Linked DNA regions of Homo sapiens: all the other regions are linked to region 2. The links are chromatin contacts, found by Hi-C or POLR2A ChIA-PET in ENCODE. All regions are on one chromosome and are shown on one strand. Each heading gives the region's core, a stretch centred on a gene start or an enhancer-like site at or near the end of the contact. The rest is flanking DNA. Distances are from core to core; before and after follow the strand shown. Region 1 overlaps ABI1 (abl interactor 1). Region 2 overlaps ABI1 (abl interactor 1). Region 3 holds the start of PDSS1 (decaprenyl diphosphate synthase subunit 1).

Region 1 (3,219 bases), core at 538-3,037, 44 kb after region 2:
TTCAGATTAAAGAAAAAAAGCATGGCTTGTCGATATCAGAGTAGAACGGAATGTTCATATGAAGAAACTGAGTTTTAATCACAATTAACTGACTTTTCAAAGATGAGATTCACTGAGGGGTTTTGATTGACATTAAAAGCATTTTAAATTAAAGGATAATAGGAAAACAAAGTAACAGACTTTATGTCTTGTTAAAGTCATTATTACCTTACTAATATAAGCAATGCCAACTAGAGCAATATGGCACATTAGATAACCTGAAATCTCTCCCACTAGAAACTACCTAAAAATGCTTGATTTAAAGATGCTATGAAAGCATCTTTTTAAAATTCACAGTCCAAAACTAAAGAGAGTAAAGAAAATCCAGGGAGACTAGGAAAAAGAGAGGACAAAAATTCAGAGCAGAAAACATGAACAAGGCTGCAGCTACTCTGTAGTAGCTTTTTGGCCTCTAGCAAAGGAGCTTGTACTTTTATGCCACATGGGGACAAAATTAAAATACCCTTTGGGCTTGCTGAAGGTGGGAAGTTAGAACTGATATAGCAAAAGGGACTTTGCAGATGTGATTAAGAATCTTGAGACGGGGTGCTATCCAGTATTGGGGGGGGTGAATCAAATGAAATCACGAGGGTCCTTACAAGCCAAAGAGGGAGGCCAGAGGGTCAGTACTGATCAGTGATGCCATACGAAAAAGACTCAACTGGCCATTGGTGACTTAAAGATGGATGAAGGGGTCATGCGCCAAAAGTGCAGGTGGCCTCTAGAAGCTGAAAAAAGGCAAGGGAACAGATGCTCCCCTAGTGCTTCTAGAAGGAACACAGCCCTATCCACATATTAATTTTAGCTCAGTGAAACCCATTTCAAACTTCTGACCTCCAGAACTGTAAGATAATAAAGATATGTTATAAGCCACTAAATTTGCGGTGATTTGTTACAGCAACTATAGGAAACTAAGGCGCACACACTGAGGTGGGGTTGGGGAATGTTCTAGAAAGTATACACATTTCCATGAAGTTTTCAGGTTCAAAAAGTATAAATAGTCCTGGACTGACGGCATCCTAGAACACTTAGCAGAACAGGGAATATACCTTCAGCTTAGCTTATCAATGGTATATCCCTTAAGTGGCACAGAGATCTCAACACATGAGATCTTAAAATAAGCTTACAACACAAATTTACAAAACACATAAGGAAAAAAATTCACCACAAGCAGGAGTCAGCATGTACACATGTAACAAATCTCCGAAGGAAGTTAATCCAAAAGAAAGAAAGGAGAAAAAAGAGACAGAACAGATGACATAAGTAGAAAACACAAAATGATGTTGTTTCATTTGAATTCAAATATATCATTAACTACATTAAATGTAAATTCAATAGTACTCCTATTAAAATAAGTATCACTGTATTTTTGTGAATCCAGTTATATGATTTCTTAGAAGAGGCAATTTTTTTAGCTTTTTTCCAGTTCCATCTCCCAAAGCTCTGTCATCCAGACAAATCTTTAAAAACAGAAAAAAACTGCAAGAATAAAAAAGATATATTCTGCATATTAATATATAGTATATTAATATAATATCGAGAACTATAATCAGAAAAGATTCTTAGAGGCAGAGTGTCCTGTATTCCATAATTATGCTGCATTTTCTCAAAAATATTTTAAAATACATTTAAATACTCAATGAAGGCTTTATAATTTACACTGTGCTCTTCAAAAAGAACAAACCAAAAGCAATAAAGAAGCTGCTTGCCAAGCTTCGGGGGAGGGGGGAAATTAGAAAAAATGAGCACGTGCAACTGCACATAAAACTGCAGGTGGCTAGAAAGGAAACCAACTGAAGGGGAAAAAATCTAAAAATAGGCTTAGAACAGTGATTCTGACTGCCTTCGTTTGGATTTTCAAATCATTTCAGAGCTAAAACTGAGAGATGAAATGTGTACAATTTGTTTTAACCAAGAAGGCTATTTTAGAAATAAGTTCTGCCATAATTAAATATACTTATTTATGCGTTAGAAGTTCAAGTACCATTTGCAATTCAAAACCCAAAGAATTTTTCAATTAGAAATGATCTTAATGACAAATTATAGCAAAATCAATTATTCCCAATTAATTGAAAAAAATTCCTCTGACAGTACATTTTGCTGCTCTCTTTCAAAATATTTTTAGGGACATCACATCTTGATGGGCATGCCAAGTTCTCTACAGGCTTCCTCTAGATTTCCATATTATCACAGATTCTAAAGACACAAAACTAAAAACACTTGGAAAACAATTTTACAATATAAACCACAAAAACGTAAAAAAAAAAAAAAAAAAAAATTAAGACAGTGGGAGCAGCTTTTAAATAGGAAACTACTGCCTTCAAAAAGTCATCCTTAATATATCACCTGAATCGGGCCGGGCGCAGTGGCTCAAGCCTGTAATCCCAACACTTTGGGAGGCCAACCTAGGTGTATCACCTGAGGTCAGGAGTTCAAGACCAGCCTGGCCAACATGGTGAAACCCCGTCTCTACTAAAAATACAAAAAATTAGCCGGGCATGGTGGCGTGTGCCTACAGTCACAGCTACTCAAGAGGCTGAGGCAGGAGAATCGCTTGAACCCTGGAGGCAGAGGTTGCAGTGGGCCAAGATCGCGCCACTGCACTCCAGCCTGGGGGAAAGAGTGAGACTGTGTCTCAAAAACAAAAACAAAACTCCTGAATCTAATCACAAGGAAGCATTACACATACCCATACGGAGACACATTCTACAAAACAACTGGCTATAAATTTTCCAAAGTATCAAGGTCAGCCGCGCACGGTGGCTCACACCTATAATTCCAGTACTTTGGTAGGCCAAGGTGGGAGGATGGTTGAACCCTCCAGTTTGAGACCAGCCTGGGAAACATAGTGAGAACTCATCTCTATAAAATAAAACAAAAAAATAAGGCAGGAGGATCATTTGAGCCCAGGAGGTGGAGGATGCAACGAGCCATGACAGGACCATTACACTGCTGCCTGGGTGACAGACCAGGACCTTGCCTCAAAAAGAAAAAATCAAGGGGCCAGGCACAGTGGCTGACGCCTGTCATCCCAGCACTTTGGGAGGTCGGGAGTTCGAGACCAGCCTTACCAACATGGAGAAACCCCATCTCTACTAAAAATACAAAATTAGCCAGACATGGTGGCACACGCCTGCAATCCCAGCTACTGGGGAGGCTGAGGCGGGAGAATCACTTGAA
Region 2 (3,317 bases), core at 665-3,164:
GACCCAAGTTCATATGTTTGGTAAAAAGAACTAATATAGTACCAAGAGCCTCTTTAGCAAAGACCACACATGCCTAGAATAATGTACACTAATACTGGATTTCTATATAAAGAAAAGATTTACCAAATAGCTAGTCAGTCACTTTGGACCCACAAAACTGATGTTCATTATGGCTATTTTAAATTATTTCCTAATAATTCTTACTGATATGGCAGTTCAAAAGTTTACACTGGCCTTGTTTTTAAACTCTGCAGCATTAATGACCAGCAGTTTACCCTTACTCATTTATTTTTAAAAATAAGATTCACATCTATCTATCCATCCATCCATGCATTTATTTATTTTTGCACTCTATTTATTTTTGCACGTCTAGGCTGGAGTGCAGTAGTGTGATCATGGCTCACTGCAGCCTTGACGTCCTGGACTCAAATGATGCCCCAGCCTCAGCCTACCTGGTAGCTGGAACTACAGGCACATGCCACTACACCTGGCTAATTTTTTATTTTTTTGTACAGACAGTCTTGCCATGTTGCCCAGGCTGATTATTCATATCTTTTTAAATGTTTGCACACATTAGGGTTTTCAAACACATATTAACAGTAAGGATGGCTTACACTCAGAAATTTCAACATTACAAAACAACATTTTATAACAAGCCAATTGGATCACACATTTCCTGAAGGAAGGGGCTTTTGTCTTAAACTGCTGGTATTCTTCCCGGAGTCTGGCACGTAACATCGGGTACACAAATATTTGACTGGCAGGAGGGAGGGAATGGGGAGAATAACACAACAGGGTCAGCAAAAGCTGAAGAATGGAATTTGCCACAATATATTTTCTTGGAGGATAGGCTGGGCAAGTGGGTTATTCATTTGTTCAAACCATCCTGAGATTTATTTTCATGGTGATGGTCCAAATGAAGTAAATTAAAAATAGACCACATTACCATCAACAGCTTTTCTAGCATATTATAATTCAGTAATAGTGGTATTTTTCACTTTATATAAGATTCACTGTGATCATGCAGTTAGGATTACACATCTTCTGGAATTTCAAAAGTAATCAGGCAGTAATATAAACTAGTCTATCCTGATTAAAGCCATATATCCAAAATAACTTCTCCCCCCCCACAAAAAAAAATCCCTGAACTTCATTCGAGAGAAGATCTAAAAAAGTTAACTGATTTTCATATTCAGGAACAATCTTCGTGGGCCTGGATGTAGCCAAAATGTGAAAAGGATGCTAAATTGCTTATCACTCACACTGAAATGGATAGCATGAATGTAATTTACTTATTCCTGGTCATTCAATCTTATCCTAACAATGAACCTTTACGTAGGTTCAATATCATGTATGTACAAAAATCTGAGGCTACAAAGCTTTCCCTAAAATTTTGAAATTAAGGGGGGAAAATCTGCCCCAATTTCATATTAAATTTAATCTTACAGTATATCTACCTATCTCTTGATAAATTTATTAGAATTAAAAATGTCTTCTAATTCTAGTAACTGTTAGAAGCTAAAAGTTTCCATATAATTTGAATTTTTGTGTTTGATTATTCTTTCCTTAAGAATATGTAAAGATCAGATCTCCTGTTTTAGGATCATGTAAAGACATAAGAAAATTGCAGCTTTGAAATTTATATGGGTCAGTAACCATGCACACAAAGAGAAAAAACTGAAGACCGTGCTCTTCAGTTTCAGTAACATGTCTGCACCTATTTTCAAGATTAGCTTCTCAATAAAAGTAAGGAAAACGATGACTCATCGTCAGCCATGCATGCTATAAGGAGACAGCCTCTACTCTTCCATAGCTCAGTTTTTCCAAACTTACTGTTTTCCTGCACCCTGGCCACGAAGCCTGTGAGAGGTATCTGTGGAGTCAACTGAGGCATAGGGGGAGGGGGTGGAGCAATAGAAACTGGTAGCAACAACACAGTATGGGGGAAGTAAAACAGATAAAGGAAAGAAAAGGAAACAAACAAAAAGCAGAAGTCAGTTACAAGGACCACAAACATAAGTATGCAAAGAACAGTTTGCAAATGAAACAAAACAAAACAAAAAACAAAACAAAAACCTGCAGAACCTTGGAGTACATTTCCCACAAGCAAACCTAAAGGCCAAGTTGTGCTTAGCCAATTAATTAATTTTATAAAAGAACAAATATACTTAATTCAATCCTAATGTTACATTGTTTGGGGAGGATTTAAATTTACCATCACATTCACTTTAGTAAAATAAAATTTTCAAATTCTAAGGAAAGACTTCTAAAATAGGTAACAATGAAATACCTACATAGGTTTCCAGAATATTGTGTCTTTGCCATAGCTATAACAGGTTTGTCTAGCTTTAAGGTAATGTTGTAAATTAGGACCCAAATAAATAAAACAAATATATAATAGCTATTTATTTCATATATCAATAAAAATATTAATCACAGGTTTCCTTTAAAGACAGTTCTTATTATATATCTAAATTCACACACAGCTCTCCAGGAAAAACTCTTGTTTGTAAAACAAGGTTGTTATTTTTTTAAGTTGGCAATTTTATGTTTAAAAATATCAGTCCTAAATTTACAAGGGAATATATCATGTTAATCAGTCAGAGTTTCATGGGATATCTCAAAAGTGACCTTTTCATCACTGTTCTGAAAAAGGAAACCTGATCTCCAATAAGTTAAAATACGTAGTTCTTTGCATTAAAGTAATTTTTAACAACTCATTGGATAGCTTGAAACACATTCATATGCATTTGTGGAGATGACATAATTGACAGGAAATTAATACCAAATACTCATGTATTAAAAATTATAACATACACTAGAAGTAAACATTCATATGTTTGTGACTTTGTCTCACTTTAACAAGACAGTAATTGCCAAAGATTGCTTAGAAAAAGTCAGTAGGACTAGATAGCAAAATTTAGTCTATCGGTAGTCACCAAGTAGTAACACTAAATTGATAGAGAAAAACAATTTATTGGTTACCAAGGATTAATCAAAAGGTTGTTTCAATTAATCCAACATGCAAATTCTGTTGGTAAGCATAAAAATTTGAAAGAAGTTCAGTGTTCAAAGAAGTAACAAAGCAATTATGTGCATTAATATTCATTGTATAGCTAAAGATAACATTCAATTCACTATGAAAGCAATCCTATTTCATTCTAATACTCTATAGAAGGCTCCTAAATAAAAGGTTAGAGGTTTTGACTTAAAAAACAAAAAACTCTCACAAACCTAAAAAAGTGTTTAGAAACAACTCTTAGTAACTAGCCATGCTGGTTAGTATGTAATGAAAAAGAAAAGCTATGCTGTGAAGA
Region 3 (3,491 bases), core at 444-2,943, 58 kb before region 2:
CAGAACATGCACCACCATGCCCAACTAATTTTTGAATATTTAGTAGAGACGGGTTTCACCATGTTGGCCAGGCTGGTCTCAAACTCCTGACCTCAAGTGATCCACCTGCCTCGGCCTCCCACAGTGCTGGGATTACAGGCTGAGCCACTGTGCCCCCGACCTACAGCATCTTTTTAAGAGCAATGTTTTCTGTTTTAATGTGGCCAAGCAATCTCTAAACGAACATGGTCTGACAAAATTGTGTAGTGACATACTTGACAACTGGGTGAGCTTGAGTGTGATACTTATTTGACCATACGGTATTTCCTCTATATGTTTCCTTATCTTTATATACAAAAAAGGGCAAATGATAATGTCTTAGTCATAGGATCAAGTACAACCCAAGTGCTTACTGCTACACTCTACTTGGCAAATTCCACCTTATGAATGTTTCTTAATATATAAACCTAATCTAAACCAAGATAAGCTACAGGTGCATATTAACAATCTTTACTCATAAAGCTTTGCATATTTTTACATACTATTCTTCAAGATGGAAAAAACACCATCAAACTGGCTTATTTTCATAGATGTCTTTATATAGTCTATGATGTCTTCATTCCATAAAAAATCCACACGATTAAATATGAAATTAATGTACCCAGCTATGAGGCTACCGCATTCTTTAACCCAAGAACAAGAAAATACATGAATCAGAGAACTGCAATTACCTACTTGCTGGTCTATTTCCTCATTAGAGTGAATTTTTTGAGGACTAAATTGCATTTCTCTATCTCTAATGCTTACCCCCTATCTCACTGGCTCTGTGTGTTTGAGTGCATGCGCTGAATGTTTATATCACTTAATTTCTGTTCGGAACACGCTGTCTCTTAGCACCAGTAGATCTGGCCTTAGAGCTAAGGAAAGAAGGCCTTTCTAACCCATAAGGGGTACTAATCCTGTACAGACTCCAATATCTCCCGGGCTGGGTACACGCAGGTTCACACCCAGGTGTGAGCAAGATTGCCAAACTATACCTATAAGGCGTTTGGAGGGGAGAGTCCAAAAGTCACGAGACCCGGCTAATTTAGCTACTATTTCACAACAACCCTGATCGTGGTCGGACTTGTTTCTAGGAAGATGCGATGGGCTGGAACTTCCTTCAAGAACAGATTGCAAAAGGCAGCCGACCAGGGCGTGTCAGGTCACTGCCAAGGGAAGCAGCAGCGGAAACCGTCGCCTCCGGCTTAGGCTGCGGAGCGGGAACCCCATTCTCTGAGTTATGTTTCTGCCTAAACACGCAGAACAAAAGAGTTCGTGGCTGCAAGGGTGGCGCGCGGTAGTATTTCTTGCTAATAAAAGGTCCCCACAGGGACATTTTTGCTATGACTGCAGGCGTGGCCAGTCTCCCTGCACAGCTTCCGGGAAGAGGTGGGGATAGGAGGCTCGCCCCGGGGAAGGTTACGCTCGGGGTCCCCAGACCAGGTCTCCGCACGCCCCTGCCCCGTCGCCTCCCGGGAGCGGCTGCAGTCCCCGTTGGCTGCAGACGGGCAGACACCCGAAGTGTCCGCGCCGGCAGCCGGACCGCAAGCGAGGAAGAGCGAACCGCGCTCCCGGGCCTGGCCGAAGCGCTTCCTGTGCCAGGTTTCCGGCTCCGGGTCCCGGGAGGAGGATCGCGGGCCAGAGGCGGAGCCGCCGCCCTGCCGCGACTTTCAGACTCCGACCATGGCCTCGCGCTGGTGGCGGTGGCGGCGCGGCTGCTCCTGGAAGCCGGCGGCGCGGAGCCCCGGGCCCGGCTCCCCCGGCCGTGCGGGACCGTTGGGGCCGAGCGCCGCTGCCGAAGTCCGCGCGCAGGTGAGGTTGGGAGGCGCGCGCCCGGCGGGGCTCAGAGGTCACGGCTCCAATGACAGCAGTGGGCGGAATGAATGGGAGCGGGGAGCACGTGCGTCGCGACGCGGGGGCGCGCGGGGTAGCTCCGGGGTAGCTCCGGGGTGGGACTCCGGAGCTGAGGGGTGCTCGCGGTGGGACGGAGCCGCGCGTTGGACTGAAGTAGGGGCGCCCTACACGGGGTTGCAGAAAGCGGTGTCCTGGGGACCCCGGGAGCGTTTTGGGGGGTGGAGAAAGCGGTGGGATCCGTGTCCTGGGGGAAGCGCAGGAGCGATCAGATTGACCGCTGCTATATGGACAAGGTTAAGCCTGGAGAGCGACTGCAGCTATTTACTTTGGAGTTAGAGGAAGACAGATCTTGCCTGAAATTTTAGAGCCAAAGTGCTCAGAGCTCTCTCCGAGAAACGGAGGATCGAATCGGCCTCGGAATAGTCCGAAAAGGTCTTGTGGAGAATGCAGGGCTGGTGCTAGGGTGGACCGGACCTTAGTTGTCCAGCAGTGGCCTCGGGAGGAGAGCACACCTGGATGGGGCTGGAATGACACTGGAAGGAGAAAGGCCCGAGGCCGTCAGGAGGAGAGAAACCCTGGAGTCATCTAAAGTCAGAATCTCAGCGATAGCCCATTCTTTCAGGGTCTCCTCTGCTGCCTTTGGGTTCCGATCTCCTTTTTCTCCCTTTCTGGTCAGTTTAGCCCCTGTAAATGGACACTGTGAGCCCTTCTGCGCTTTGTAATGATTCTCAGTGTGCCATGGGGTAGGCCCATGCTATTAGCATAACCGTGCAAAATCTATGGACTCACTGTTACTTAAGTTTATTTGAATTTAGTACTCTTTTAATTCAGATTTGGTATACTTTATGTGTCCGTGTTCTCATCAAACATCATTTCCCAGTATGAAATATATAACACTTATAAATATCTACTTTGTACCAAAGTAGATGCGTATCACAAATTATCCAAAACAAGGCTTGGGCCAGGCACAGTGGCTCACACCTGTAATCCCAGCACTTTGGGAGGCTGAGGTGGGAGAATCGGTTGAGGCCAGGAGTTTGGGACCAGCCTAGGCAACATAGCAAGACTCTGTCTCTATAAAAAATAGAAAAAATTCACCAGGTGGGGTGGTGCATGCCTGTAGTTCTACCTACTCAGGAGCCTGAGGGAGGAGGATTGTTCGATCCCAGGAGTTCAAGATTACAGTGAGCTGTTTATTGTGATAGTGCCAGTGCACTCCAGCCTGGGCAACAGTGTGAGACCCTATCTCTAAAAAATCTAAAGCAAAAAAGACGTTTGGAGACCAAGTGGCAGCTGGGCAACTAGACAATGCTAGAGAGTAAAGAGAACAGAATATGGGGGGTGAGGGGCATGTGGGAGAAGAGGCTTAGAGGAGGAAGGTAGGCTTTGCTGTGATCCATTTCAGGACTGTTCTCTCCAGACTTCAGATATTTCTAGTTCCACAGAAGAAGCCAGTATTTGAAGAGATGGGTGCATCCACCCTCTTATGCCACTACATGCTTCTTCTTCTTCTTCTTTTTTTTTTTTTTTGACACAGAGTCTCACTCTGTCGCCCAGGCTGGAGTGCAGTGGCGGAATCTCGGCTCACTGCAAACTCCACCTCCCAGGTTCAAGCG

Evidence for each region. Hi-C counts contacts between places; a loop is a spot of excess contacts on that map. ChIA-PET counts read pairs that join two places held with the same protein, here RNA polymerase II (POLR2A). Pooled maps may share reads with other maps.
Region 1: a map of B cell shows a loop between it and region 2 (2.2-fold over the local background). The contact joins two enhancer-like sites. A Hi-C loop is called at or near these places in 2 of 168 maps with a recorded cell type or tissue (B cell and CD4-positive, alpha-beta T cell), 16 of 37 single-sample maps with no recorded cell type and 8 of 50 pooled maps. POLR2A ChIA-PET finds 5 or more read pairs at or near these places in 11 of 52 experiments (GM12878, MCF 10A, OCI-LY7 and 7 more).
Region 3: a loop to region 2 is called in a pooled map, with 3 times the contacts of the local background. The contact joins the promoter of PDSS1 here to the enhancer-like site in region 2. A Hi-C loop is called at or near these places in 3 of 50 pooled maps. POLR2A ChIA-PET finds 5 or more read pairs at or near these places in 5 of 52 experiments (B cell, H1, activated B cell and 1 more).

What each region holds. Positions count from the first base shown.
Region 1 is chr10:26,797,709-26,800,927 of GRCh38, forward strand. The region is part of intron 2 of ABI1 (abl interactor 1); the gene reads right to left. Among named protein-coding and RNA genes, the nearest start is that of ABI1, 62 kb to the right of the region's middle. Within about 2 kb of position 1,788, at least 6 of the 41 ENCODE cell types and tissues checked have a DNase peak (open chromatin) inside an H3K27ac peak, as active enhancers do; they include B cell, GM12878 and OCI-LY7, where a contact is called at or near this core.
Region 2 is chr10:26,753,822-26,757,138 of GRCh38, forward strand. It overlaps ABI1 (abl interactor 1), which reads right to left. Exons shown (of 11, transcript NM_001012750.3): 9 at 1,834-1,920. Among named protein-coding and RNA genes, the nearest start is that of PDSS1, 58 kb to the left of the region's middle. RefSeq lists enhancers at 1,717-1,836, 1,927-1,986. Within about 2 kb of position 1,915, at least 5 of the 41 ENCODE cell types and tissues checked have a DNase peak (open chromatin) inside an H3K27ac peak, as active enhancers do; they include B cell, GM12878 and OCI-LY7, where a contact is called at or near this core.
Region 3 is chr10:26,696,008-26,699,498 of GRCh38, forward strand. PDSS1 (decaprenyl diphosphate synthase subunit 1) reads left to right here and starts at 1,694. Exons shown (of 12, transcript NM_014317.5): 1 at 1,694-1,833. The coding sequence starts at 1,705. RefSeq lists a silencer at 1,367-1,986 and an enhancer at 1,861-2,749.